Linked DNA regions of Homo sapiens: regions 2 and 3 are each linked to region 1. The links are chromatin loops, found by intact Hi-C in ENCODE. Cell type or tissue: dorsolateral prefrontal cortex. All regions are shown on one strand. Region 1 overlaps TMEM132E (transmembrane protein 132E). Region 2 overlaps TMEM132E (transmembrane protein 132E). Region 3 has its middle 37 kb from the start of TMEM132E-DT.

Region 1 (5,000 bases):
CCCTATGGCCACAACATCTACATGGGAGGTCAGAGCAAGGTCTTGCTTGCTGCTCTTGCCACCTGAGATGTTCCCTCTGAGGGTCTCCCTCCTGGATTCACAGAGGGCTGTCACCTCCACATCACCCCCAGGAAGTACCCTCACTCAACTCTGGAGCCCCAAGTATACACCACAGGCATAGCCACAGGATGAAAGTGGAAAGGTGACAGATGAGAGTCCTGGGGAGTGAGGAGGTGACAGGTGAGAGTCCTGGGGAGTGAGGAGGTGAGCATCAAGTGCTGAGCCCGGAGTTAGGACACGGGTCCTCTGTCCCTAACTCACTCCATCACCCCAAGGCAATCACTTCTCTCTGAACCCTGCTTCCTCATCTGGAGGGAGGGCAATCCTCAGAAGGTTTTAGCCAACAGGCAGAAGTGGGGAGGGGGTGTGTATTCTCAACAGCCTGTTGTCTGATGGGGGTAAGCCCAAGGTTAGGCATGGAGATATGGAGCTATTCCAGCAGCAGAAGGGACTTGAATTAGACCCAAGGCAAAACTTACCTTTAGGTTATCCAGGGGAGAAGGGTGAAGTGGACAAGGGCATCCTCAGAGCAGTATGAGGCCTGGATGCCATGGTCTGGGATTTACCCTCCCCACACCCTGTGAGGAGGACTCTCACTTGAACAGTAGTTCCTGAATGCCCGCCACAGGTCACAGGCACAGTTCCAGTGCTGAGAATACAGCAGGGAGCCAGAGACCCGTGGTCCCTGCCCCTACAGAGCCCAGGATCTAGCAGGAAGCCAGCTGAACCAGCTCTTTGACTCCTATCCCCTCCTTCTCCTTCTCCTCCAGGAAGCCCTACTGAGCCTCTGGCTCTCCTACAGTGATGGCACCACAGCCCCACTCTCCCTCTACAGCCCACGAGACTATGGACTGCTAGTGAGCAGCCTGGATGAGCATGTGGCCACTGTGACCCAGGACCGGGCCTTCCCTCTGGTAGTGGCTGAGGCCGAGGGGTCAGGGGAGCTGCTTCGCGCAGAGCTAACCATCGCTGAGAGCTGCCAGAAAACCAAACGCAAGAGTGTGCTCGCCACGACCCCTGTGGGCCTGCGGGTGCACTTTGGGAGGGACGAGGAGGACCCCACTTATGACTACCCGGGCCCCAGCCAACCAGGGCCCGGCGGGGGCGAGGACGAGGCCCGGGGAGCTGGCCCGCCGGGCTCTGCGCTACCCGCACCGGAGGCTCCAGGCCCGGGCACCGCCAGCCCCGTCGTGCCACCCACAGAAGACTTCCTGCCGCTGCCCACCGGCTTCCTGCAGGTGCCACGGGGTCTGACAGACCTGGAGATCGGCATGTACGCGCTGCTGGGCGTCTTCTGCCTCGCCATCCTCGTCTTCCTCATCAACTGCATCGTTTTTGTGCTGCGCTACCGGCACAAGCGCATCCCGCCCGAGGGCCAGACCAGCATGGACCACTCTCACCACTGGGTGTTCCTGGGCAACGGGCAGCCGCTGCGGGTGCAAGGAGAGCTGTCGCCGCCAGCAGGCAACCCGCTGGAAACCGTGCCCGCCTTCTGCCACGGCGACCACCACAGCAGCGGCAGCTCGCAGACCAGCGTCCAGAGCCAGGTGCACGGCAGGGGCGACGGCTCCTCGGGCGGCTCAGCCCGAGACCAAGCCGAGGACCCCGCCAGCTCGCCCACCTCCAAGCGCAAGCGGGTCAAGTTCACCACCTTCACCACGCTGCCGTCAGAGGAGCTGGCCTATGACTCGGTGCCCGCGGGCGAAGAGGACGAGGAGGAGGAAGAGGACCTGGGTTGGGGCTGCCCGGATGTGGCGGGCCCCACGCGGCCCACTGCACCCCCGGACCTGCACAATTACATGCGCAGAATCAAAGAGATTGCATAGAGGCGCCAGCCGGAGTAGCAGGGACCCCCCCCCCCAACGGGGTCAGCTCGGGGTAGGACACAGCCGGGACCCCGGTTCACACTGACTCTGGGCGGCTGAATTGATTTTGTACTCCCTGCCCCTGCAGCTTGGCTCCGTGCGGAGCGGGCCGCCTCAGTGTCTGGGCCTTCCCTCGCCTCACGCCATTACCCTCTTCTGCCCCCTGCAGGTGGAGGGCTCTTCCTCCAGTGGCTCGTAAGGAGGAAAGCAACCCCAGCCTCTGTTCTGCCCTTTCCAAACCTCCTCCCATCTTAAGCAACCCCCTGCCCCAAGAGTGAGGCAAGGAGGTCCAGCTTGGGGTCAGGTGGGCCCACGCTGTGTCCCGGGCCCGCCTCCCGTCCCCCGTGTCGTCCCCCTGTGCAGGGGGTTCTGTGGGGGTCTTGTGTCACAGGCTGCACAAAGACTTTCCTCAAACTAATATTCAGGGATTTCTGTCCTGCAGGGTGGGGAGGTGGCAGCTGCCTGCCCTGCCAAGGATCTTGCTGTGGACGAAATATCTGGGGGTTAGGGGGACAGTTGTAGCATCTGCTGGCATTCGGGTGCCTCCCAGGACCTGGGAGCTGACTCTACAGAGAGGTCTGGTGCCAAGCCAGGCACCTTCCTGAGTTCTCAGGACTCCCACCTCTGCCCCAAGGGCTTTGGGCAGGGACCTAAAGGGGAAAGAGTCCTGGATCCATCTCTAGCCAAATCACACCCCAGAGCCAGAGGCCTGGGGACCTCCTTGCCTTCCCCGTCCCCCACAGCAAGGTCAACACTACTACGCCTTAGCCACCCGTCACCCTGCTGACTGCGACTTCCCTCTGCAGCACAGGGCAGGCAGCCACCTATGCCCCACAAGACGGAACCCGGGAGGGGAGTAGAGGGCACCAGGGAATGCTGTGAGGGACTTCAGGGTGGGCAAATGCAGAAGGGAGCCAGTGTCGCCCCTACCCCATCCCACAGCCATTTTTCTCTCGGGTTCTACCCACCACTGTGTCGGATTTTTCTTAAATAAATGGAAGCGGTCAGACTGGAGGTGGGGGCAGCAGCTCCCATGAACAGAGAGTACATGGTGGCTGGCTCTGTCTCTTCCTTATGTGCATGGGCAAACATACACACATACACAAGCAAGTGCACACATGCACACACACACACTCACACACTGTGGGCACACTACATGACATGAGACCAAAACTCGGCTAGACCAGGCTGTGGTCCCGCTCTTCCTCCCCCAACATGCAGGTCCTTTAAGACCCTCTGGTACTTTGGGATGCCCAGGTCAAGGGATGAAGAATCCGCTGACCCACAAATGTGCCCTTATAAAGAGGTGCTTCCTCTAAGGCTCTGTTCTGATTGGCTCAGGGGAGGGAAGGGCAGGCCTCGGGACTGCAGAGAAAGGTCTTCTGGGGGGCACAGAAAACTAAGGAGAGAGGTGAGAGGGTTGGTGTGCCTACCTGAGTTACTTCAGCTTCCTTCACTGCCCACCTCTCAGAGGTGGCCCTCCCTGTAACCACCTCTCAGGGAATCCTCCCTTCTCTCCCCCTTGCGGCTGATGGAGAAAGCCTGGGGATCTACATGTTAGAAACCAGGCAGGAGAGAGCACAGGCATGTTGGGGTGCCCCTCCCCACCAGTGGGCCGCGGACTAGCTGCATCTTATGCCACACTTGACCTGTGAGTGTGCACACAGCCTGTCATGAGGCCCTGGGAGCCCACACCCCAGCACAGGCAGCAGCCTAGGGGGCACAGGAGCTCAGGCCTGAGAGGGGCAGGAGCTCAGCCAAGGCTACCTGGCCAGCCTCCAGTGCCCATAGACAGGTGGCTCTGGCAGCCACTTTTGGAAAGGAAAGGAACACTAACCAGCATGTGTCCCAGAAGCAGCCAGCAGCAGAACTGGGGCTACACTGGCACCTGCCCAGACATGCTGTTCCCCACTCTGGAAGGAAGCCTGGCCTCCCACAATCATCTGCTCAGCTGATGGTGCAGCCTAGGGTGGTTGTGAGGATTAAATAGGATCATGTATGGAAAGCACTCTGCACAGCTCCCGCAGACAGCATGCCTAGTACAGACAGCTGCGCGTAGAGGATATCAATGAATGGACTTTGGCACAACCAGGTCTTAATTTTCAGGCAAGGCATAGGTCTGAAAGGAAGACTAGAGACTGACCAGCTGTGCCCAAGATACGTTTAGCAACAAAGAACAGGTGCAACTCAGCAGCAAGTAAGGAGCTACCAGAAAGCTGAGCCCAAAGCAGAACCACAGGGGAGCTTGGCGCGGGGGCGGGGGGGGGGTCTCCTTGAGCTCCCAGAACAACAGATATCTGCCATTCAAACACTGCCCTGACTACATACTCCTGGAAGGGTATGGGGGTCTCAGTCATTTTTTAACCCGCTTGTGCTTAACCTGGTGCCTGGAATCAGCAAGTGCTCAACAAATGATTGCCTACCAAATTAAGTCCAAATGCAAACTCTAAATGGCTTTCACATTATCCCATATTGGGGGATTTTGCACACTCTACCACCTTACTTGAGGTTCATCACCTCATCCCCTTGGAGTTCTTATAAGAGAGAGATGAGGAGGGCAGGGATGTGAGTTGAGGAAGAATACCTTACGTTGGGGAAGTGTGCCAGGTGGGGTGGGTTGCTGCTGTGAAACTTGGAACATGGAGCATTTGTTTCTTCAGTGCATTAAGCTCCTGCTACACCCTGGACCCTGATGGGGAGTCTGGGAAGCAAAACTGTGGATCCGTCCTCAAGGAGCCCCCAGCCCCGTAAGGAAGATGGACAAGTCATCTGCCCACTGTCATCTGGGATGATGACAGACCTTTACCCTGGGTTGACAGGGCACAAAGGAGGAGAGGAGAAGACAACTGAAGCTGAGTTTGCTGAGGACAAGGCCAGGGACAGTCCGGTAAGGAGGACAGAAGTTACAGACTCCACACCCTGTGTTTTGCTGCCTGACTTTGCACTTGCTTTCCCTATGCCTGGAACATGAGTCCCTGGTGAGAGGGGAAGCACAGAAAACACACATGCAAAGGCGCAGAGACCAGAGAGGGTGATCGGTCCAGCAAGGATGGGAATCAGGCTCAGACATGAGGT
Region 2 (5,000 bases), 56 kb before region 1:
CACCCTTGCCCCAGCCGCCGAGCGGCTGCCTGGGCAGGAGGCGCTGAGCCGGCCTGTGTGGAGCCTGGGCCCTGATCCAGACTGGAGAAAGCGCGCTGGAGCGGAGGAGCGAGCCTTGCGAGGGGACAAACATCTGGCCGCCCGCCTCGGGCATCCGGTCTGGGCGTCGCCTAGGGTGGTGGCGACCGGCGTCGCCAGTTTCAGCACCGCACGGAAACTTTTCCTTCTCCAGATGGATTAAAGTTGTCTGGATTTTCTCTTTCTTTGAGAAAGACAGCATTCATTTGCACCTGACCTGGGATTTTTATGCTGGGCTGCTGCAGGGGCTTGGAGGAAGAAAGCGGCGCTATCCATGTGCGGTTACTACCGAAACCGAGGAAACTGGGGATTGCGTTGGAAGTCGGCACCCTCGAGTGAGTTCGGATTCGAGCTGGGCCGTGAGGCCGGGAGATTCAGCACTGGGCTCTAGGTAGCCCCCGGGACGCCCGCGGCCACCGGGCTCCGGACTGCACGTGCAGCTCCCCCCGCGCCTCGCAGATCCTGCAGGGGGCACCAGCTGGGGGAGGTGGAGGCTCCTCCCGCCCGGAGCTGCGCCCCCACCGGCTCCGAGGGTGTAGCCGCCAGCGCCTGGGACGCCCCCTCCCCGCAAAGTGTCCCCGAATTGCACTCTCTGGTCCCGGAGCTGCATCTGAGACAGCCGGGCGCCACGGCAGCCCTGAGTTGGATGTGACCAAGCCCAGCCTGGGGCCAAGTCGTCGTCGACTGTTGCTCTCTCGGACCCCTCCCGCCCCCGCCTCGGCCATGGCCCCGGGGATGTCGGGCCGCGGCGGCGCCGCCCTGCTCTGCCTCTCAGCGCTACTCGCCCACGGTAAGTGTCGCGGCGCGGACTGGGGGTGAGGATGCGGCAGGCGCCACTGGAGGGGGTACGGGGAAGACTGGGGAGAGGAGCACCCACACCCCCTGGACTCGCAGCCGCCACTCCGGGTTTGGCGTCTCTGGCTGCAGCTCGAGTTACCGCCAGCCCCCGAGCCCTCCGGCGAGCTCAGCTGAGGGGACCGAGCCCGGCGCCAGAAAAGGGTGGGGGGAGGGTGTCGCTCCAGTCCTCTCCTGGTTATAAAGAAGGGTTCGAACCCGAAGGTCTGGGGTCGTGTCCGCCCACGGAAATCTAGAGGGATCCGAGGGATCCTCCGGATCGCGTCCAGGCCGCCCCCCGCCCCCGTCTCTCCCTGCAGCCGGCCGGGCTGGGGGCTGTTGGGATCCGCCGGGATCGCGTCTTTCCTCGCCCCGGGCGCGCAGGCCGGTGCGGGGCCGCGCCGCCCGTCGCCTCGCTTCCTGCGGCGGTCCTCGGGAAGGGAAGTGGACTGACTCCGGGCCGGGGAGCCGCCGCGGCTCGCACGCCCGCGGTCCTGTGAGCTGCATCTAAATGGCCGGCTTAGGCGAGCCCGGAGGGCGGGGGTCTGGGCACCCGCACAGGCCGGGGCGGTGGGCCGCGGGCCGCGCGCGGAGGGAGCGGGCTCCGCGCTCTCGCATTCTGCAATCTGTTGCGTCTGCTCCCCAGGCTCGCCCCGGGCTCCGCGGTAAAGGGGGTGGGAGAAGGAGGGATTGAGGTTGGCGCGCTTTGGCGGTGGGACAGCGGGCATACGGGTGGGGGGCAGCGGGTTTTTGAACAGCCCCCAAGAATGGGAAATCAGACCAGAGGGAAGGAGGCTGCAGCGGGCCTTCCGCAAGCTGGAGACGCTCCAGGAGGCGAGGGGAGCAGACCGAGGTGGGAGGGAGAGAGCTCCGAAAGGAGAGTGGAGAAGCGGGGCCCTCTGCTCCCTCCTAACGTGAAACCAGCCGACCTGGGATACATTTTCTTAACCAGCAAGGCGTGGCGGGGTTGGGGGGCGGGGGTGTTTCGATGCTCCACGCTGAGGGGTGAGCCTCAGGCAGAATGGAGGGCGCTTAGATGGAGGGGGCAGTGGGCTCTCCGCATTGGTGGAGCGCCCTCGGTGTGCCGGGCTCAGCTCTTGCCCAGATCTGCCCAGTCCCTAAGAGCCTGCTCAAGCTCGCCAGGAGTGTGCCCAAGGTCTCTAACCAGCGGCCTCTTTCACCCTGACCAAAGCGCATTCTCAAGGTTGAGAGAATAAGAAAAAGAGGGGCTCTCGGAATCGTAGGGTCCTGGGGCTAGGAGGGGGGCGGGGAGCAGGCAGACCTCCCTCTATGGGTGGCTTGGTTATTCCCGGCTGAGGTAACACCAGGGGGGGTTGTTTTGCGTTCAGTTCACCAGAGACAGCTAACCTCAGTTCTCTATGGGAGGAATAGGCAGAGCAGCGAGCCAGCAGGGGGGCGAGGGTGAGGTGGGGCGAAGTGGGAGCATAGCGGGGAACCAGAAATCTCTAGGCTCTGTGTGCAACACTGAGAATGAAGGTGGGGGAGAGGGAGGTGGGCTGCCTGTCTGCGCACTGGAGCTGCATGGGCTGCACTTGTGACCTAGCACTGGCCGGCAGGGAGTTTCCCTGCCCAGTAGGAGGAAGCCCAGAAACCCAGGCCTGAGTCTAGGTGGGTTCTTCCCCTCTTCTTACATCTTGCTGTCGGAGTTCCCTTCCCAAAGCCCAACCATGGCGTCACCTCAAACGCTGATGATGGGCAGCTCAAACTCTGTCATTAGGGTCCCTCTGCCCACCTTCCCGATCCCTGAGCCTGGAATTAAAGATCCCTTTCCCTTCCTCACCTGCCAGAATCCTGCCTGTTCCTAAGACGCAGTTCCAGCTGGGCCTTAGCGTCCTGGCTGCCTTCCCTTGGTCTTGGCCTTGGCCTCCTTTTTTCCTTAGGCACCAGTGCCCTCTCTGTGCCCCAGTAGTCCTGGATTGGTGGAGGCAGAGCCATGGGCTTATTCCCTGTCTCTCCACACAGCCAGTGCCTAACACAGTGACAGCACACCTAGGGCAGAGGGCTTGGCTGCCTGAGCAGAAAGAAGGTATTTGAGGAGGTAGGGTCTGAATCGCCCTACTGAGCGGACATTTCCCCTCCTGACTATCTGGCTTCCTTTCCAACCTCCTTCCCTGAGTCCTGAACTCTCTTCTCCATCGCATGTCTCAGTCTCCCCTGCCTCAGAGAAGGGTGCCAGCAGATACTTAAAACTTGGGGGATCCCCCAGATGGGTAAGGCCAGTATGATAGAAATCCCCCCACAATAAAACCCCATCTTGCCTGGGCTGCCCTCCTCCTCCAGGGCTGCCTGACACCCACGTAGCCACCCCTTCCCTCTGTTAAGAATAGGGTCCGGGGACTTAGTCTCCCTTTAAACTGACTCTTGGTTGGGGTTCCGGGGCTTTTCTAAAATGCTGGGAGATAGAGGGACAGTTGCAGTTTTCTGTGCCTGGCAGGCAATTGAGGTCACAGGGTTCTGACCACACAGCCAGACTGGGAGCCAAGTAGCCTGGGTTTCAGTCTGACTCTGGCGCCACCGGGCAGGGTGACCTTGGGCTGCCTCCCTCACATTCCCCATCTTCCACAGGCAGCGTGGTCTCTGGCCTTTCTTTCCCCTTTCCAGTTTCTGCCAGGACTCCTGGACAGAGACCATGTGTGAATGGAGCCTTACTACCTTTTCAGGGCCCAGTTCAGCCCATGAGATAGGCAGAGTGGTGTGTTTGGGCACCTCTACACTGTTCCCAGTCTCCAGCCCTCTTCCAGGGAACATCTGTGAAGGCCACTTTCTTGTATCTAATATTTGGGGAGACTCCCAGCCCCACTGTTAGTTTGAATAGGAGTTTAGGGGTCAGCGTGGTGGATAAATCTGTTAGAGGGCTGATTATGTCAGCTCACTACTCAGGAACAATTACTGGTTCCCCACAGCCTCTAGGATCAAGGGCACACTCATTGCCCTGGCATCCAAAGCCATTTATGATCTTGTCCAAATCCACATCTTTACTTCAAAGATACTGGCCTCTCGCCATCCTCCGTGTGCCCTATGAGGTATTGCTTTTCTCACTTTCCTGCCTTTCTGCTTTTGCACCCACCAGCCCCTCCATCTGGAATACTTTGCCTCCAGAAATTCTTACTTAACCTTCAAAGCGGAGTTCAAATGTCACCTCCTCCAGGGAGCCTCCGTAGATTACCCCCTAGCTTCTCACCAGCAGTCCCCATACCCTGATAGAAATAAATGAACTTTTTCCATGACTTCTTTGGTACTTCATGCTACTTTTCTAGCACTTTTTCCTCATAGGCTGCTGTGTGAGGGGTATACATGGGCATGCTTACCTGTGCAATCCTCCTGATCCCCACGTTCTTGCATTTAGGGCAGGAGCCATGTCTTCTATGTGTTTGCATGGCTCTCCAGTGTTTGACACATAGCAGGTGCTCAGAAGAAATGGATGGGGTAGGAGGACAACTCTGTATTGAGGGACCCTCCCAGCATCAGTTGAAAAGGGAGCTCTGGGGTAGAGGGCAGAAGAGGGGCAGGGGAGGAGACAGGCAGAGATACCACAAAGAGAGCAAGAGGATGGAGCAGGCCCATGCCATGCCCCTTGAGTGGGCACATACAAGACCCATGTGTCTCCGGTGACATGTTATGACATGGTCTCACAGGATACAAATGTAGTGTCCAGGGTCATTCTGAATACATGGTCTCAAAACGTGTCCTCACCTCCATGATCCCCAGCCCAGCAACCTTGAGTTTCTCCTGCGGGTTGTGTCCACACCCCTACCCCATCCCCCGATCACCCAAGCCCTGAGCCCTTTTGGAGATGCAGGAGGAACACAGCAGGACAGGGTAAGCACCAGCCCTTGGGAGACCCCTTTATTGCCGGGCGTGAGGGATGATGCTTGCTTCGCCTCTCCCACACCCATCTTTCTTCTGGCCACATGCAGCCGTATTCACAACATAGCCTTGTTAATGTTTAAGACCAGTAGGTGGGGATGTGTTATAAACTTGGTGGCAGGAAATGAGCTTTATTGGAATCCATTCTGAGGACGGCTGGTGCTTCGCTGTGGGAGATAAGGCCACTGTGGAATACCAGA
Region 3 (5,000 bases), 96 kb before region 1:
ATACAGTCTGCATCACACTTACTCAAATCTGCTATTGTAGCACAAAGGCAGTCAGAGACAAATACATTACAAAATGGATGTGGCTGTGTTCCAATAAAACTTTATTGACAAAAACAGGTGGCAGGCCAGATTTGGGCCCCAGGCTGTAGTTTGCCAACCCCTCACCCATATGATCTCTAGGGTTTCTTTTCTTTTCTTTTCTTTTTGAAATGGAGTCTCACTCTGTTGCCAGGCTGGAGTGCAGTGGCACAATCTCGGCTCACTGCAACCTCCACCTCCCGGGTTCAAGTGATTCTCCTGCCTCAGCCTCCCGAGTAGCTGGGACTACAGGCGCCCGCCACCATGCCCAGCTAATTTTTGTATTTTTTAGTAGAGATGGCGTTTCACCACATTAGCCAGGATGGTCTTGATCTCTTGACCCTGTAGATCCACCTGCCTCGGCCTCCCAAAGTGCTGGGATTACAGGCGTGAGCCACCGCACCCAGCCTGATCTCTAGGGTTTTTGTTAACCCGCTGGTGTTCCGTGGCTTATGTATGAGAGAAAGGCCTAGACTAAAGATTGAAAAATGGTGATCCGAGGCCACATCCAGCCCGCTGACAGGTTTTGTTCGACCCAGAGTGTTTATTTTTGTGATGATTTTTTAAAACATACCCAAAAGCAAAGACGAGCATAATTAACCTGCATATACATACCATCCAGCTTCCCTATCACCATTTTGTCAATCTCATCTCATCTATCCCCAACACACCTTTTAGTTTCTGAAATATTTTAAAGCAAATCCAGACATTATATTATCTCACCCATAAATACTTCAGTGTGTCTCTCTAGCAGACAAAGACTTTTTAAAACCGTAACCACAAAACCATTATCACCCTAACAAAATGAAGAATAATTCCTTATTAGTGTCTATTTAAATTTTCCTAATTGTCTCAAAAATGTCTTTTTACAGGTGGTTTGTTTGAATCCAAATAAGGTCTATGCATTGTATTCATACAGAGCTTTTAAATTTTTGAATTAGTTGTCAACATGTGAAAATCTGGATTTCACATAAACATCAGGTTTTCAGCTTGTCTTGAAAAAAACCTGGAAGATCTTGCAACTTTGCCGCCTCCTTCCCCAGCAGCAGGAGATCAGTCGGCACACAATTTAGACAATGACCTGCCTTCTCCTGCCCCCACTATGGCCCCCACATTGTCACCCCTTCAACAGAATCCCTGAGGGCATTAGAGTTTGCCATTTCTACTTTTGCCGATCCACTCGCTCCCTCTCCCCTCCTATACAAAGTCACTCGAGCCATTCCCTGGCCTACTTTGCCCTCCACCTATGCCAAAGCTGCCCCTTTATCATTATTTTTCCTCCTTCAAAGCAAATTTTCAGAGTGTATCTGATTCCAGAAGGGTGAGCAGAGAAGAGGGATTTGCCCAGCATGATCAGCCACCCCTCTAGCCCCTTGGGGTGGCTGCTTACAGGGAATTCAGGAAAGCTCCCCAGACCCCCTACACACACACCCTCCCACGCTGGCTCAGTTTGTGCCTGTTGCTCACAGAGCACAGAAACCTTGCTTTCAGGTGGAAAGAGAACAAGCCTGCCTCAAATTTGCTGTGTGACCTTGAAGAAATCACTCTCCCTTTCTGGGCCTCAATTGCCCCTTTTATACAATGAAGGAGTTCATGAGGGGGAAGGTCGGGGAAGAGGATGGTCCAAATTGAATTGCCAGGTGAGACATGAACATTCTGGAGCGGACAACCTTGTGATCCTGGGATTCTGTTGGCCGTACACGGCCTCTTCACCTCATCACTAGGATGGCCAAGGGAGGAGGGAGAGGGGAGGGGACATGAAATGGATCAAGAGCAAGGCCAGGAGAGGTGCCACCTTCAGGTCTGAGCAGGAGGGGGAAATAACACACACCCCTACTTTCCCTTCCACCTTCTCAGGCCATCATCTTCTGACTGTGGGTGCACATTGGTTCATGATTCTCTTTCCCTTTGGGTATTGACTGGTCCTGTCTGGCCATGCCTCAAGAATGGCACATATAGGATATCCACCAAGGTAGGAAAGATGCTAAGGCTGGCTGTGAGCCTCTGTGGGGGTGTGTCCACATAGGGAAGAAATGGGATGGTGGTGATAGGTTCAGGGTCTGAAAAATATGATTCAGACAGTGGCCCATCCTGGGTGTTCAGTCATGCCAAGGAGTCCAGCTTCAGGAAAACCAGGTGGCAGTCCCAGCCCGGTGGGGCAGTCAAACACATAAACAAGCAATTACAACAAAATGCGGTAAATACCAGAGTAAAAACATGCATCAGACACCTTGGAAACATAGAGGAAACGATCTATTTGTTCATCCAGTTATATGTACCCCAACCGTGTTCCAAAAATGATATGTACCCCAACCGTGTCCCAAAAACGATTTCAAGAGGCCAGCAAAGCTCAATACAGATAACAAAGTGAAAATTAAGTAAATGAGGAAAGGGAAATGATGCAGGAAGAACAAGATGAAATCAAGGGTAAAGTTAATACCCAAAATATCTGCCGAGAGTTTCTACACTTTTGCTAGAATTAAGCCACAGACTTGGCGCTGAGCTTCCTAGCAGTTGATGCAAAAGGAGAAAGCCCGGGAGTTGTCAAATATACAGTGTTCCTAAAAATACAGTCTGAAAATAGCTCTGGAGATGCTCAAGCAATCCTGAGGCTGAGACCAGAGAGATAATTTCCTCTCTAGGCTGTTCTAAGGAAGAGCCCCTAAAGCCACGGGAGCAGTATGCGGAAACTCTCTGCACCATATTTGCAACTTTCCTGTAAATCTCAAAATGTTCCAAAATTAGATTTAAAATAGAAAATCCACAGGTAGAGCCCAATTGTAGCTCCAAGTGCCCCTCCGCACTGCACGGACCTGACATAAATTGGTGCTATTCCGATTTGTAACTCCAGGGGGCGCCATGCACACAGGCACAAGGTCTGACACATAGTAGGTTCTCTATATTGTAAATATCAACTGATAAACCCTTGAGTGGTCAAAATGGACATTTTGGGGGCCTCGAGAAAGGACTGTCTATTATACATGAAGGATATGGACCCTGAACTGAGGGAGTACTTACTAGATAATCCCAGGTGTTTAGGGGCATTTTAAACTACCTTGATAGGCATCAATAATTTGACATTTTCGTCTATGCCTATTGGTTTCTGTAAATGTCATGTCCTTGGGCAGTAACAAAGTCACAGGATAGAATTTAGAGTAGGATTTGCAGAACCATGACAAGATTTGGGAGAACCATTTTGAATAAGCAATTGGACTTTAACTGGCTCTCTTTTTTTCCCTTTTTCAAAACTATTAACTTTAAAGTGACACAATAATTTTCTTTCAGTAAAACTATAGTTGTTCATCACCAGAACATTATCCGGGATATCTGTCCTTAAGGCTACAAGGAAAACAAGATGACGGGAAGGAAATGGAAGGCATGAGAAAGATGCTATGCTGAATTCTGAATGTTGTCACATATGGCCTGCCTTATTTTAGTCACATTAAAATCCCTAGTTGATCTCTAGACCAATACAACAAACCACAGCCTAAATCTGTGACTGGGCCTCACACAAAATGATGGAATTCTTAACCAGAACATGATTCTTAGTGCGAATATATAATCCTTTAGTAAAAATGCTGTGGTGTACTTTTTAGCTATACCTTTGTAATATGGATACATCTACCTGAGATTCCCATTTCCAGCCGCCACTCCCTCAGCAAAACCAAAACAAAACAAAACAAAAGACCCAGGGTAATGGGATAAATAAGCAATGGTCTCTAATCATGCAGTTGATACAACAGTAAGCTTCCTAGGGCAGGAACGTCAGGGAAGCTTTCCCAGAAGAGGTGACTTTGGGCTAAGTCCTCAAGGATAAGTAGGAGGTTGCCAGTTCGACAAGGGAGAAACAGGGGAAGGCAAGGACTTTTAGGCAGATGGGAAAGCAGTGATACCTTCCATTTGCCCCTTTGGAATCACTCTCTCCACCCTCCTCTGGGACCCATAGCTTCCCACAGAGTTTGGCCAAGGGGATGCTGAAGATGTTGGTGCTTCCCCTGCTGCAGCCAGCATCGACTTCCTGCCTGAACTTTGAGTGGAGGAATTAGAGGAGGGCGTCTAAAGATGGAGCTAATGGTGCACTTTAATTGGGAAAGATGAACATGTGGGTTCCAGGGCATACACACTCCCTGCTCTCTGTGTGGAAGATGATGCCAGAAGCCTTTCCAAGGTGAGTTACAAACAAAGTGCCCCAACCAGCCTGCTCACCAAACCTCCTAATTATGCCAGCCTTGAGCCAAAAATTCTATCCTAACCCAATGGGAGGGTGGAGGTCAGAGGGATACAGCTGTCTGCCTGAGTTCCAATCACAGGTCTGAATAGGTCATTTCTTGTATCACGCATTTCCCCCAGAAAGGGCTGAAATGCTTTTCCAACACAGGAGAGGTCAGAATAGGACCAGTCACAAAGCCAGAGCTTGTGGTCTCAGAGAAGCTGCCCAGGAGCCTCCGGGCTTCCACTCCTCTGCCCACACATCCTCCCAACCTTGGTCTTGTGGCATCTTTCCAGACACTGTCAGGGATGGTAGGCCATGGAAAGATTCAAAGACCAGGACAGTGGTGCTCAGAACTTTGGTGCACAACAGACTTCAGGGAGAATGTTGACAATAAAAACATCAGGATGGTTTAGGGCATCTGTGTGGTTAGCAAACTCCCTGTGTGTCTCTGAGGCATGCCAGAGTTTGAGCCTACTGGACAAAGGAAATCCTCAGATGGAAAAAGGATGGATGTCTCTATTTGGTAAGCATTTATTATTGTCACTACTACTATTAATATTGTTAGAAGAATTGAATTTTACAGCAAATGTTGTAATAGTCAAGTAGCTGAATGATAATTACCAATAATGATAATATCATGATTTGCAGCTACTGTGTACCAGGCTCATTTTGTGCATGAAAACATATCCTTACGTAAATAAAATGTGGT

What was found. Hi-C counts contacts between places; a loop is a spot of excess contacts. Peaks named below come from ENCODE experiments on the same cell type or tissue, not always from the same donor. Only the 100,000 strongest peaks of a DNase experiment are listed, where the experiment ranks them.
Region 2: it touches region 1 in a loop (6-fold over the local background); 18 of 110 quality-filtered maps call a loop at or near these places.
Region 3: it touches region 1 in a loop (10-fold over the local background); 72 of 110 quality-filtered maps call a loop at or near these places.

Annotation. Positions count from the first base shown.
Region 1 is chr17:34,636,347-34,641,346 of GRCh38, forward strand. TMEM132E (transmembrane protein 132E) reads left to right here. Exons shown (of 9, transcript NM_001304438.2): 9 at 831-2,972. The coding sequence ends at 1,886. Among named protein-coding and RNA genes, the nearest start is that of TMEM132E, 59 kb to the left of the region's middle. In dorsolateral prefrontal cortex, a CTCF peak has its summit at 2,090 (motif pointing left); DNase peaks (open chromatin) are centred at 2,065 and 3,815; H3K4me3 peaks cover 838 bases; H3K27ac peaks cover 786 bases.
Region 2 is chr17:34,580,276-34,585,275 of GRCh38, forward strand. It overlaps TMEM132E (transmembrane protein 132E), which reads left to right. Exons shown (of 9, transcript NM_001304438.2): 1 at 1-868. The coding sequence starts at 802. Among named protein-coding and RNA genes, the nearest start is that of TMEM132E, 3.2 kb to the left of the region's middle. In dorsolateral prefrontal cortex, a CTCF peak has its summit at 4,923 (motif pointing right); DNase peaks (open chromatin) are centred at 103, 464 and 665; H3K4me3 peaks cover 2,806 bases; H3K27ac peaks cover 3,081 bases.
Region 3 is chr17:34,539,988-34,544,987 of GRCh38, forward strand. No RefSeq gene overlaps it. Among named protein-coding and RNA genes, the nearest start is that of TMEM132E-DT, 37 kb to the right of the region's middle. In dorsolateral prefrontal cortex, CTCF peaks have their summits at 2,925 (motif pointing right) and 3,129; a DNase peak (open chromatin) is centred at 2,894; H3K27me3 peaks cover 363 bases.